2 separate regions of the Homo sapiens genome follow, and region 2 is linked to region 1. A link is a loop called in an ENCODE intact Hi-C map of the cell type or tissue named here. Cell type or tissue: mammary epithelial cell. All regions are shown on one strand. Links, peaks and the distances in the headings refer to the core of each region. The heading gives the core; the rest is flanking DNA. Region 1 has its middle 35 kb from the start of PABIR2. Region 2 has its middle 31 kb from the start of PLAC1.

Region 1 (5,384 bases), core at 300-5,299:
TTATAGTCTACGTCCACTTGCCGACTTCCTTTTTTCCCTTCTTTTCTTTCCCAACCCTTGCTCAATCATAATACAAACTCTCCCATTTTCTCCTTCTGTATCCTCAGCAGCTAGCATCCTATCTGAAATAGAATAGTCACTCAATAAAATTCTGTTGAACTAAGTAACCCCTCACTATCCTATCAGAAATAGAACAGTCACTTAATAAAATATTGTTGAACTAAGTAACCCCACACTATCCTATCTGAAATAGAACACTCAATAAAATTTTGTTGAACTAAGTAACCCCACGCTATCCTATCTGAAATAGAACAGTCACTCAATAAAATTTTGTTAAACTAAGTAACCCCACGTTATCCTATCTGAAATAGAATAGTCACTCAATAAAATTTTGTTGAACAAGGTAACCCCACGCTCTAACCTATAGAGGGAGTAAAAGAAAGTCACTCTCACCTATAGAGGGAGCTGAAAGAAAACCACAGGGAGTGCTAACCTATAGGAGAAGCTGAAAGAAAATCACTAGGGAATGAACCTATAGGAGAAGCTGAAAGTAAATCTCCGGGGAAGTGTTAACCACACACTCTCACCTCTAGGAGGAGGGTGAAGCTTCTTGTCTTCCAGACATTCCCGAGGAAAACTTACACGAGGAGTCTGTCAAGGAGTGCCACCCTTTGGTAATCTTTATTAATATATACCTAATATGTACCTTATGTTTGTGGCATGTGATACTGATGTTCCATTTATCATAGTGATAGGAAGCTTTTTATTACAGTAAACTTGGCAGGTCGTATAGTAAAGGAAAAGTGACTTAATTTAAATACGTCTTGAGTAAATGATAGTATGAACGATCCATAGCCAGATATGGCCCAAATCTTAAAATATACATAATTACTTCGATCCAGGAAAGTATTGGGTCACAGTGGTGTGTGGAACAGTCTGTATGAAGAAGTTAGAAGCTGTGGAATCTGTGTGGAATGCTCTTGCCGGGTTCTTTTTAGATTTCCTCTTTTTTGGGATTCTGCGCTTTTCCTTTCCCTTTTCTTTTCTCTTTCTTTCTTTCTTTCTTTCTTTCTTTCTTTCTTTTTTTTTTCGGAGTTTCTTTCTTGTTGCCCAGGCTGGAGTGCAGTGGCGCCGTCTCGGCTCAATGCAACCTCCGCCTCCCGGGTTCAAGCAATTCTCCTGCCTCAGCCTCCTGAGTAGGTGGGATTACAATCACCCGCCACCACGCCCGACTAATTTTTGTATTTTTAGTAGAGATGGGGTTTCACCGTGTTAGCCAGGCTGGTCTCGAACTTCTGACCTCAGGTGATCCGCCTGCCTCGGCCTCCCAAAGTGCTGGGATTATAGGCGTGAGCTATCGTGCCCAGCCTATTCTGCACTTTTCTTCTCCTGTGAGGTGTGGTAAGACAGGTCAGGAACCTCTCTCCTTTAGCTTCTGGGGGGAACATGAGGGGCTGAGGTAAAGTGGGGCTAAAGAGCACTTAAGGCCTGGTTTGCTTACCTATCTCTTCTGACTAAAAAAGTGATTAGAACTCCAGAGCTAATGTCAGCATGCAGCCCTCAGAGAAAGGAGCTTCTAGTCTGGATCACTGAGGCCTGCCTTCTTTGGGCAAGAGGAATTTTTAGTCTAGTTCCCCTCATGACTACTGAAGTAGTCTGGGGTGAAAGCCCTAGCTGGTGAAGTGTTTCTTTGAATCTTCCCTGTAAGCATCCATCTCCCTCGGAGACCTGTGGGATGCGGGGAGGAAGAGGGGAAGAGAGGCTGTGGCTGTTGTAGGTGAGGGGTTAATAATTCTAGGATTTGTAATCCTGACCATGTATATTTCTACCTCAGAGACAAAATTAACATCTCATAGCAGTGGTTTAATTTCTGTTATTGTTTTTCATCTTTATTCATTTTTATTTATTTTTGAATTATGGAGGAGAAAAGCTTGTTACAAAAAGTGGAAACCTCATAGAAGTATGCAAAGTAAAAAAATACTCCCCCTTCAGCGTTTTCATCTATAATGTAATAGTTTGATTTGTGTACCAAATTATCTTTTTCTTTTCTTTTCTTTTCTTTTTTTTTTTTTTTTTTTTTTTTTTTGAGATAGAGCCTCATTCTGTCACCCAGGCTGGAGTGCAGTGGCATGATCTCGGCTCACCGCAACCTCTGCTGCCCGGGTTCAAGTGATTCTCCTGCTTCCCGAGTAGCTGGGATTATAGGCGCCCGCCACTGCGCCTGGCTAATTTTTGTATTTTTAGTAGAGACGGGGTTTCACCATGTTGGCCAGGCTGCTCTTGAACTCCTGACCTCGTGATCCACCCGCCTCGGCCTCCCAAAGTCCAAAGTGCTGGGATTACAGGTGTGAGCCACCGTGCCCGGCCCTAGTTATCTTTTTCTATACATAGGCGAACATATTTGTAATAGATGCACATGCATATTTTAAAATTTTTATGGAAATGTAATGTATATACAAAAAGTATACAGGTTGATGAATTATCACAAACTGGATCTTCTGGGGGAATGTTCTCTGTGACCTGGGTGATGGTTACATGGGTTTATTCATTTGTGATAATTCCTGGAGAGTAAATGGCAGAAAGTGAGCCAGTAGGGAACAACTCAAGAGTTCTGGAATGTTCTCTATGGACCTGGGCGATGGTTACTTGGGTTGATTCAGTCTGTGATCATTCATAGAGTGAATGACTGGAAGTGGTCATTGGGGGGGGGGTGCCTCAACAGTTCTGGAATGTTCTATGTGACCTGACTGATGTTTGCTTAGGTTCCCTTTGTCAGCATTCAAAGAGTGAATGACTGGAAGTAGGTATTGTGGGGCACCTCAAGAGTTCTGGAATGTTCTCTGTGGACCTGGGTGATGGTTACTTGGGTTGATTGCGTTTGTGATCATTCATAGAGTGAATGACTGGAAGTGGGCATTAGAGGGCGCTTCAAAAGTTCTCGAATGCTCTGCACTGAGATAGGTGACTGTTTATGGGTTCATTTTTAGCAATTGTGTGAACATTCCATAATTTAACCCTCAAATGATGATCATTGAGGTTCTTTATAATTTTTTAGTATACACAAGTAAATGTTGTTATTTATTTAAATTTGTCCGCTTCTGTATGTATTTCTTCAGGAGAGATTCTTAGAAGTGATAAATTGCTGGGTCAGAGGACATGTGCATTTTATTATTTTCTTTTTGGAAAGGTAAGACAAGTTCAGTGTAAAAAAATCAAATAGCAAATAAAAAGGACATATAGGGAAAAGTCAGTTTTCCTCTTACCCTTGACCTCCAGTCCCATCAGATCCTTTCTCAGAAGCAACCAGTGTTACCAGCTTCTGGCAGGTTCTAACAGAGATACTGTGTACATTGCATATATATTTACATATCCTTATAAGGCATTGCTTAAAGCCATACCACCACCCCATCAAGATTGTACCAATTTATAATCTCGTCAATAGCGTTTAAGAGTTCCCTTCCCCCCGATCCCGAACCCTGGCCAGGGATGATTTGGGGGTTCTGAAAATATTTGAGTAAAAAGGAACAGGTTTTATTCATTCATCCATTGGCAATACATTAATGTGCTTCAGAATTCAAAAGGTGCAAAACGTCTGCCTCCCACTTTCATCCCCTAGCTGTCATAGCTCCTTTCCCCCAGAGCAATTGTGTTTTCAGTTTCTAATGCATTCTTACGGAGAAAGTTTGCATATGTAAACAAATCCATCTATATATTTTTTTTTTCCTGAAATTTTACACAAATGGCAGCATATTTGTATGAGCGATTACTACATGACCTCCCTCTCCTTTTCCCCTCAAAAACCTAAGTGACTTAAAACAATTATTCATTTTTTCTCATGAGCCTATGGGTAAGCTGGGAGTATCTGCTATTCAGGGCCAGGCTCAGATCATCTTGGCTGGTCAGTTGATGGGTCAGTTGGGGATTGGTTGGTCTAGAATGGCTTCAGCTGGGATTGTTCAGCTCTACTCCATGAGGTCTCTTACCCACAAGCAGTCTAGTCTGGGCTTGTTCCCATCGTAGTGTGAGGACTCCACAAGAACAGAAGCACAGAAGGCCTCTGGAGGCCTAGACTTGGCTCTGGCACAACGTAACTGTCTTATTCTGTCGACCAAAGCAAGCCACAGGCTAGCTAGCCCGGATTCAAGGAATGTGAGGAGCTGCAAAGTCACGTTGCAGGGTGTATGGGCTTAGGGAGGGGAAGAGCTGGGGCCATTTATTCTATCAAATACAATACTATAGGTATTGTTATGTACCTTAACCTTTTTTTTTTAACCTAACACTGTATCTTGGAAATGACTTCATATTAGTCCACAAAGAGCTTCTTTGTTTTTTATTCTATTTCATTTTGCCAGCCCCCTATTGAAGGAAACATATTGCTTCCAGTCTTTTGCTATTATCTAACAATGCTGCAATGAATAACATTGAACATATGTCAGATAAATTCCTAGGGGTGGAATTACTGGGTCAAAAGGTATATATATTTATTATGTTTGATAGTGACTTCCAAATTAAACTGAAAATTTTGTAATTTTTTTTCCACTCTAAAGAAATAGAAGTTCAGTTTTGTGCAGTGGCAGCATCATAGCCAGTGAGGTTTATCTGAGGAGTGATTATTGCTAATTGAAAACTTTTCCCAGTACCCCGCCATGATGGCTTGAAATATAGTTGGCGTTGGCATTTTTTGACAGTCTGTATGGAGACTAAACTAAAAATAGAAATGAAGAAAAAAGAAATGGAAGTTCATAATTTAAAATTTTTATTTTTTTGTACAAATTGATGGGGTATAAGTGAAATTTTGTTACATGTATATAATGCATTGTAATGAAGTCAGAGTATTTAGGGTGTCCATAACCCAAGTACAATATATTTTTGTTAAGTATAGTCAACCTAATGTGCTGTCAAACACTGAATTTATTCCTTCTGTCTTACTGTATATTTGTAAGTACCCCTTAACCCACTTTTTTTCATCCTCCTCCCTACCCCCGATTCACCCTTCCCAGTCTCTGTTATCTGTCTGTCCACTCTCTATCTACATATGATCAAGTTTTTTAGCTCCCACATATAAGTAAGAACATTCAATATTTGTCTTTTTGTGCCTAGCTTATTTCACTTAAGATATGACTTCTAGTTCCATTGATGTTGCTGAAAATGACATGATTTCATTCTTTTTTATAACTATATAGTATTCCATTGTGTATATGTACCACATTTTCTTTATCCATTCATCTGTTGATGGACATTTAGGTTGATTCTGTATCTTTGCTATTTTGAAGAGTGCTGCAGTAAACATAGGAGTGCAGGTATCCCTTTGATATATTGATTTCTTTTCCTTTGGGTAGATACATGGGATTGTTAGATCAAATGGCAATTCTATGTTTAGTTTT
Region 2 (5,384 bases), core at 230-5,229, 73 kb after region 1:
AAAGCTTTTCTAATATACATCTGCATGTTATCCTGGTTTGCAAAAGCCTCCAAGCACATCAACAAAAGAAGCTGCTTGAAATGGATTCTGGTTAGGACTTGTCCCTTGCTCATGTTCAAAGTGATGTCGTTGCTGACAATTCAGAACTCTCCCACTTGCCACCTTCTCCAGGCTCCCAGGCTGTTTTCTGAATTCCCAGAAGAAACTGTTTCCATGGCTCAAAATGACCCCTTCTTAGGCCTCTACCAATCAGAGTCTCATCCCTCAGTGCCCCCCATCTCATCTAGCTGCTAGAGAGAACGCATTCTTATTTAACTAATGCACACTAAGGTGTAAGTGAGGTCATACACGAACTAGCCAGGTGTGTTTACATTTCCAGAAGGGCCGTCCTAAGGAACAGAATTCTAAACAGTCAAATTTCCAGAGTTATTTCGGCATGTTGTGTGATGAGACAAGCCTTATTGGGCCAACTCAAATATACCACATGGGTAACCGCCTCAGCCACGTCTGATGCCGTTCCTTTCTCTTGGAATATTCTGGCCTCTCCTGCTTCTCTCTCCAAATCTTATTTTTCCTTCAAGGCTCAGCTCAAGTCTTACCCATGAAGCTTGCCCAGAGCACACCTGGCTTGAATTCCTGCCCTGCTCGGAAGTCATTGCTCCTCATTTGTTCCATCTGGGTTGGTTTGGTTTCCTCGAACAGATCCTGAGCTCTGTGAGAGCAGGAATCATGTTTTAAACTTCTTGCCACTCTTCCACAACTCCTGGCATGATGCTGGCCTCAGAGGATATGTACAAGAAATTTTTATAGTAACAGCCATAGCTTCTCCACATGTATCAGATTTGAGTCACAGCAGCCCTGTAAGGTAGGTGGTATTACCCCCATTTTACAGAGGAACTTGTGAAAAAAAAAAAAAGAAAAAAGAAACACTGCTCAAAAGAAAGAAGTTAAAGTCTTGTCTCCTTTCTATTTCTGGAGATTCTCAATATATCAGTCAATATGATATATACATATATATATATATATATATATATATATATATATATATATATATATTTTTTTTTTTTTTTTTTTTTTTTTTTTTTTTTTTGAGACGGAATCTTGCTCTGTCGCCCAGGCTGGAGTGCAGTGGCGCGATTTCGGCTCACTGCAATCTCCGCCTCCCGGATTCAAGCAAGTCTCCTCCCTCAGCCTCCTGAATAGCTGGGACTAAAGGTGTGTGCCACCATTGCCACCATGCCCAGCTAATTTTTTGTATTTTTAGTAGAGACGGGGTTTCACCATGTTAGCCAGGATGGTTTCGGATCTCCTGACCTCGTGATCCACCCGCCTCAGCCTCCCAAAGTGCTGGGATTACAGGTATGAGCCATCAATATGATATTTTTGAGTGTGACCTCTGTGCCCTGCACTATTGGAAATATAAAAAAGGTGTAGACCTGGAGCCCTGTCTTCAAGTCAGCCATGGAACAGTGACTTCCAAACCTGGTTGATCACCAAAAATACCTCAGGAGCTTGTTAACACAGAGACTTCCAGGTCATCCCCAGAGATTCTGACTCAGCAGGTCTGGGATATTGTCTTGGTATTTTCTCAAAGCCACCTGAGGGATTCTAATAATCAGCCATGTTTGAAAACCACTGCCCCAGTGATCCATATCTTCTCATATATGTGAACAAGTCAGGTGTTTCTGGAAGAGTGGGAGGCACAGTACTCTTGGGACTGGGAACACACAAACTTCATATTTTAATTATATGTTTATTTTAGTGTGTATTAGAAAGACCATAACCATTCCACAAAACTATGATTTCCCAGATATGATACTTTTCTTTCATTAAAAGTGTATTTAATTCTGACACATGCTACAACATGGATGAACCTTGAGGACATTATGCTAAGTGAAATATACCAGACACAAAATACTGAAGGATCTCACTCATATGAGATACCTAGAGTAGTCAAATTTATAGAGACAGTAGAGTGGTGGTTGTCAGGGGCTGCAGGGAGGGAGAAATGGGGAGTTAGTGTTTATGAAGACAGAGTTTCAGTTGGGGAAAATAAAAAGAGTTCTGGAGATAGATGGTGGTGATGGTTGCACAACATTGTGATGTACCAAATGCCACTGAATTGTACACTTAAAATGTTTAAAATGGTAAATTTTATGTTATGTATATTTTACCACAATAAAATGTACTTTAAAAAGCAAGATAGAGAAGTTTAAAGTTGGTAAAAGTAGAGACGGACTGCAGATATGGCAATCAGGAAAGTGCTGTGCAAGTGACTGGTGTTTGAGAAATGATTGTAGTTTGACTCCCTCATTTTACTTAGGAGGGCACCAAGGCTCAGAGAAGGGCAGGGACTTGCCCAACATCACACATTGAGTCAGTGGCAGGGCCAGTACTGATATCCAGGTCTCCCAACTCTGTCAGTATTTTCAAATTTATATCATCTGATTCATTGCTCAAATATCACGGTGTCGGCAACAGACACAGGAGACACCCGTGGGTGCTAGAGAAGTTGGGGAGGGCTTGATGGAGGAAGTAGGACTTGATGAAGGCCCTTAAAGATGGAAGGATTTGTAAGTCAGAGGAGATGAAAACGGGCATGAACACAAAACTCTATCAGCAAAAATGAATTTGGTTTCTGGTTTGTATGGAGATAGTGAAAATGGAACCCTAACTGGAGCAGTTATGTTTTGAAGTAATAGAAGCCTCTCGAACAATACATTAATTTGGACTTGATATAGTAAACAATAGGCAGCCCTTGTAGAATTTTGAGCACAGGCGTGACATGGTGAAAGCAGGCTTGTAGAAAGGTTAATCTAGCAGTGACCAACAGGATGCATATAATGAAACCAGACCAGTGAGTGGGCTCTTCTAGGAATCCAGCCATGGTATGACAGGGACCAGAACTGGGATGGTGGGAATAAGAATAAAGAGGCAAAGGTAAATCAGTGACTCATTCAAAGGCAAGTCAAAGGCAGAACAGCCAGAACTTAGTCATTCATGAAAGGACAGATTCAAGATTCTTAAGCCTGGACGATAGAGTCATAGTAGTGCCCTTAACTGAAATGAAAAACAAAGGAAGAAGAAATAATGTGGGGCAAAGGTGAAACATTTGGTTTTGGACATAAAGAGTTGGAGGTGGTAAAGAAACATCCAAGTAAAGGTAGTTTCCAAGCAGCTTGAAATATGAGATTGGCCCTTGGGTTACAGGAAAGAGGCCGTTAAACTCTCATTTTAAATATGGATACTTTACACAAGGATGGTGTTCTAGTGACATATTCATTTTTGTTTAGCATTAATTTGAAAGACATATTGTTTTCATAAAGAAATTGTGGTGTAAGACTTTGAACGCAAGAGAACAAGCATTTAAATGCCTTAAAAGCCAGAAAACATCAAGGAAAGGGTGGGGATTGGCCCAAGTGAGTAATTATAAATTTTCTCTTCTGGAAAGAAAAAAGAGAAAAACCATGGTGTAATTTCCAGTTGTCTTTTCTTGGAGCTTTAATGCATAGAAGGATTTAGTGTCCTTGTCACCCAATACAACCTTTCAAAGAACTGCTGGATGAGTATTTAGTAATGAACCTTTGGGAACACCTTGTATGGAATCCAGCTCTTCTGCAATTAATGCAGGATGGCAGCTGCCTGAATGATTCATATCAGGACATCATGTAATACCACATAATTTGACAAAGTGAGAACGGGAGAGTGGACAATATTTGCTCTGTTGTCTGTTACATACTTGCTCAGTGAATGAAAGGCTATACCTCCTTAAGCATAACTGACAAAACTCTTGGACTTGCTAACCCAAAAAATTCATCTCTGATTTCTATGAGTCAAACTACAATAAACTGTCTGAATTGGCGAAAACAGCAGGTTTCACAGAGGTTCTGGACATTTTTACAGAGAGAAGGACTGTGGGAGCCTTTTCTTTTAATTCTTTCTTGGAGTCTGAGCCGGTCATCAGGAAAACTTGTGAAGTTTCTCTTTTAGCCCTTCCACCATTCTTCCTGTCTTCTCTCTTCTCACAGCACTTTTGATAGTCTACAGGCTCTAAGTTCCCAGAGCTAGCACAGCTCCAGGTCCCCACTGTGAGGCGTCACTAAGACTCATAATAACGATTGTGTATTGAGAATTGACAATGTGTCAGACGTTGTGCTAGGTGCTATATATATATATATATATATATATATATATATATATATATATATATATATATGTTATCTCAGTCCTAAAACAAACTTATGAGGTAAGTACTATTATTCCCTTCATTGTACAGATTAGAAAAGTGACGTTTAAAGAGGTTAAGTAGATTCCACTAAGGCACAAACCCGAGTCTGGCACTCTTTCCACCACATCAACCTTCATCATAAAGTGATAGGAAAGACAGGGGTATAACCTAGCTAGCCAAAAGCACCCAGATCAACCCTAGCAACCAGCAGACTCTCACATCATTTTTTTGAGCAGTGAAGTTCCTAGAGGCCCTTACATCTGCCCCCTAAGGCAGACTCCACTGATGGCCTAAAGCAGGGGTGTCCAATCTTTTGGCTTCCCTGGGCCACATTGAAAGAGGAAAAATTGTCTTGAGCCACATATAAAATACACTAACGCTAATGATAGCTGATGAGCTTAAAAAAAATCACACACACAAAAACTCGTAAGGTTTTAAAAAAGTTTACAAATTGTGTTGGGCCCCATTCAAAGCCATCCTGGGCCACATGTGGCCCACGAACTGTGAGTTGGACAAGCTTGGCCTAAAGGAAACTAGAAAGATGTTTTCTACCCTTAACATGGGCAAGGGGAGAGTTTTGTTTTGGCAGGAAGTTTACAGTTACTCTTTAGATGCTTTTGAATTAAGAAATTGTAACACACATTTTTTTCTTGGGCATTTCCAATGATTTTGAATTTGCACTTTGATTCTATCTAGCCCTGCCATGACTGATCTGTGACAGAGCCATGATGCTAATATCCCTTTCATAATATCTTTCCACTAAAACATTGATCTTAAGAGTGGCACAGGATTTGAGGGGCAATGAGAAGCTTTATGATTTGCATTTACCCCTTGTTAGATTGCAAGTCTCTTGAAAGAGTAGACTATCATCTCTTCTTGCATTACCACCCAATTCTGTGTCGGGATTAATTCATCCCATTGGTTTCCAAGATGAAGGCTAAGAACCATGATTCTTTGTCATATTGGAAGAAGAAACAGGACAAGAGACAAGCAGAAATTGGGGCTCTAGAAGGGAGCAACCAAGAGAAGCCTGGGCTTCTTCCCAAATTTATCAAGCCTCGGCGCTGGCCCTGAACACATGGCAGTCTGTACAGGTGGCCAATGCAGAGACTTAAACTAAGACCCATTGCCTTCTGCTATGATTCACAAGAGGTTG

What was found. Peaks named below come from ENCODE experiments on the same cell type or tissue, not always from the same donor. Only the 100,000 strongest peaks of a DNase experiment are listed, where the experiment ranks them.
Region 2: a loop joins it to region 1, with 3 times the contacts of the local background. A loop is called at or near these places in 1 of 110 quality-filtered maps.

What each region holds. Positions count from the first base shown.
Region 1 is chrX:134,759,524-134,764,907 of GRCh38, reverse strand. It overlaps a transcript of PLAC1 not described here and the pseudogene RNU4-44P. Among named protein-coding and RNA genes, the nearest start is that of PABIR2, 35 kb to the left of the region's middle. In mammary epithelial cell, for the core only: CTCF peaks have their summits at 464 (motif pointing right) and 2,902 (motif pointing right); a DNase peak (open chromatin) is centred at 4,017.
Region 2 is chrX:134,686,648-134,692,031 of GRCh38, reverse strand. It overlaps a transcript of PLAC1 not described here. Among named protein-coding and RNA genes, the nearest start is that of PLAC1, 31 kb to the right of the region's middle. In mammary epithelial cell, for the core only: no CTCF peak of the experiment used is centred there; DNase peaks (open chromatin) are centred at 2,971 and 3,701; H3K27ac peaks cover 1,456 bases.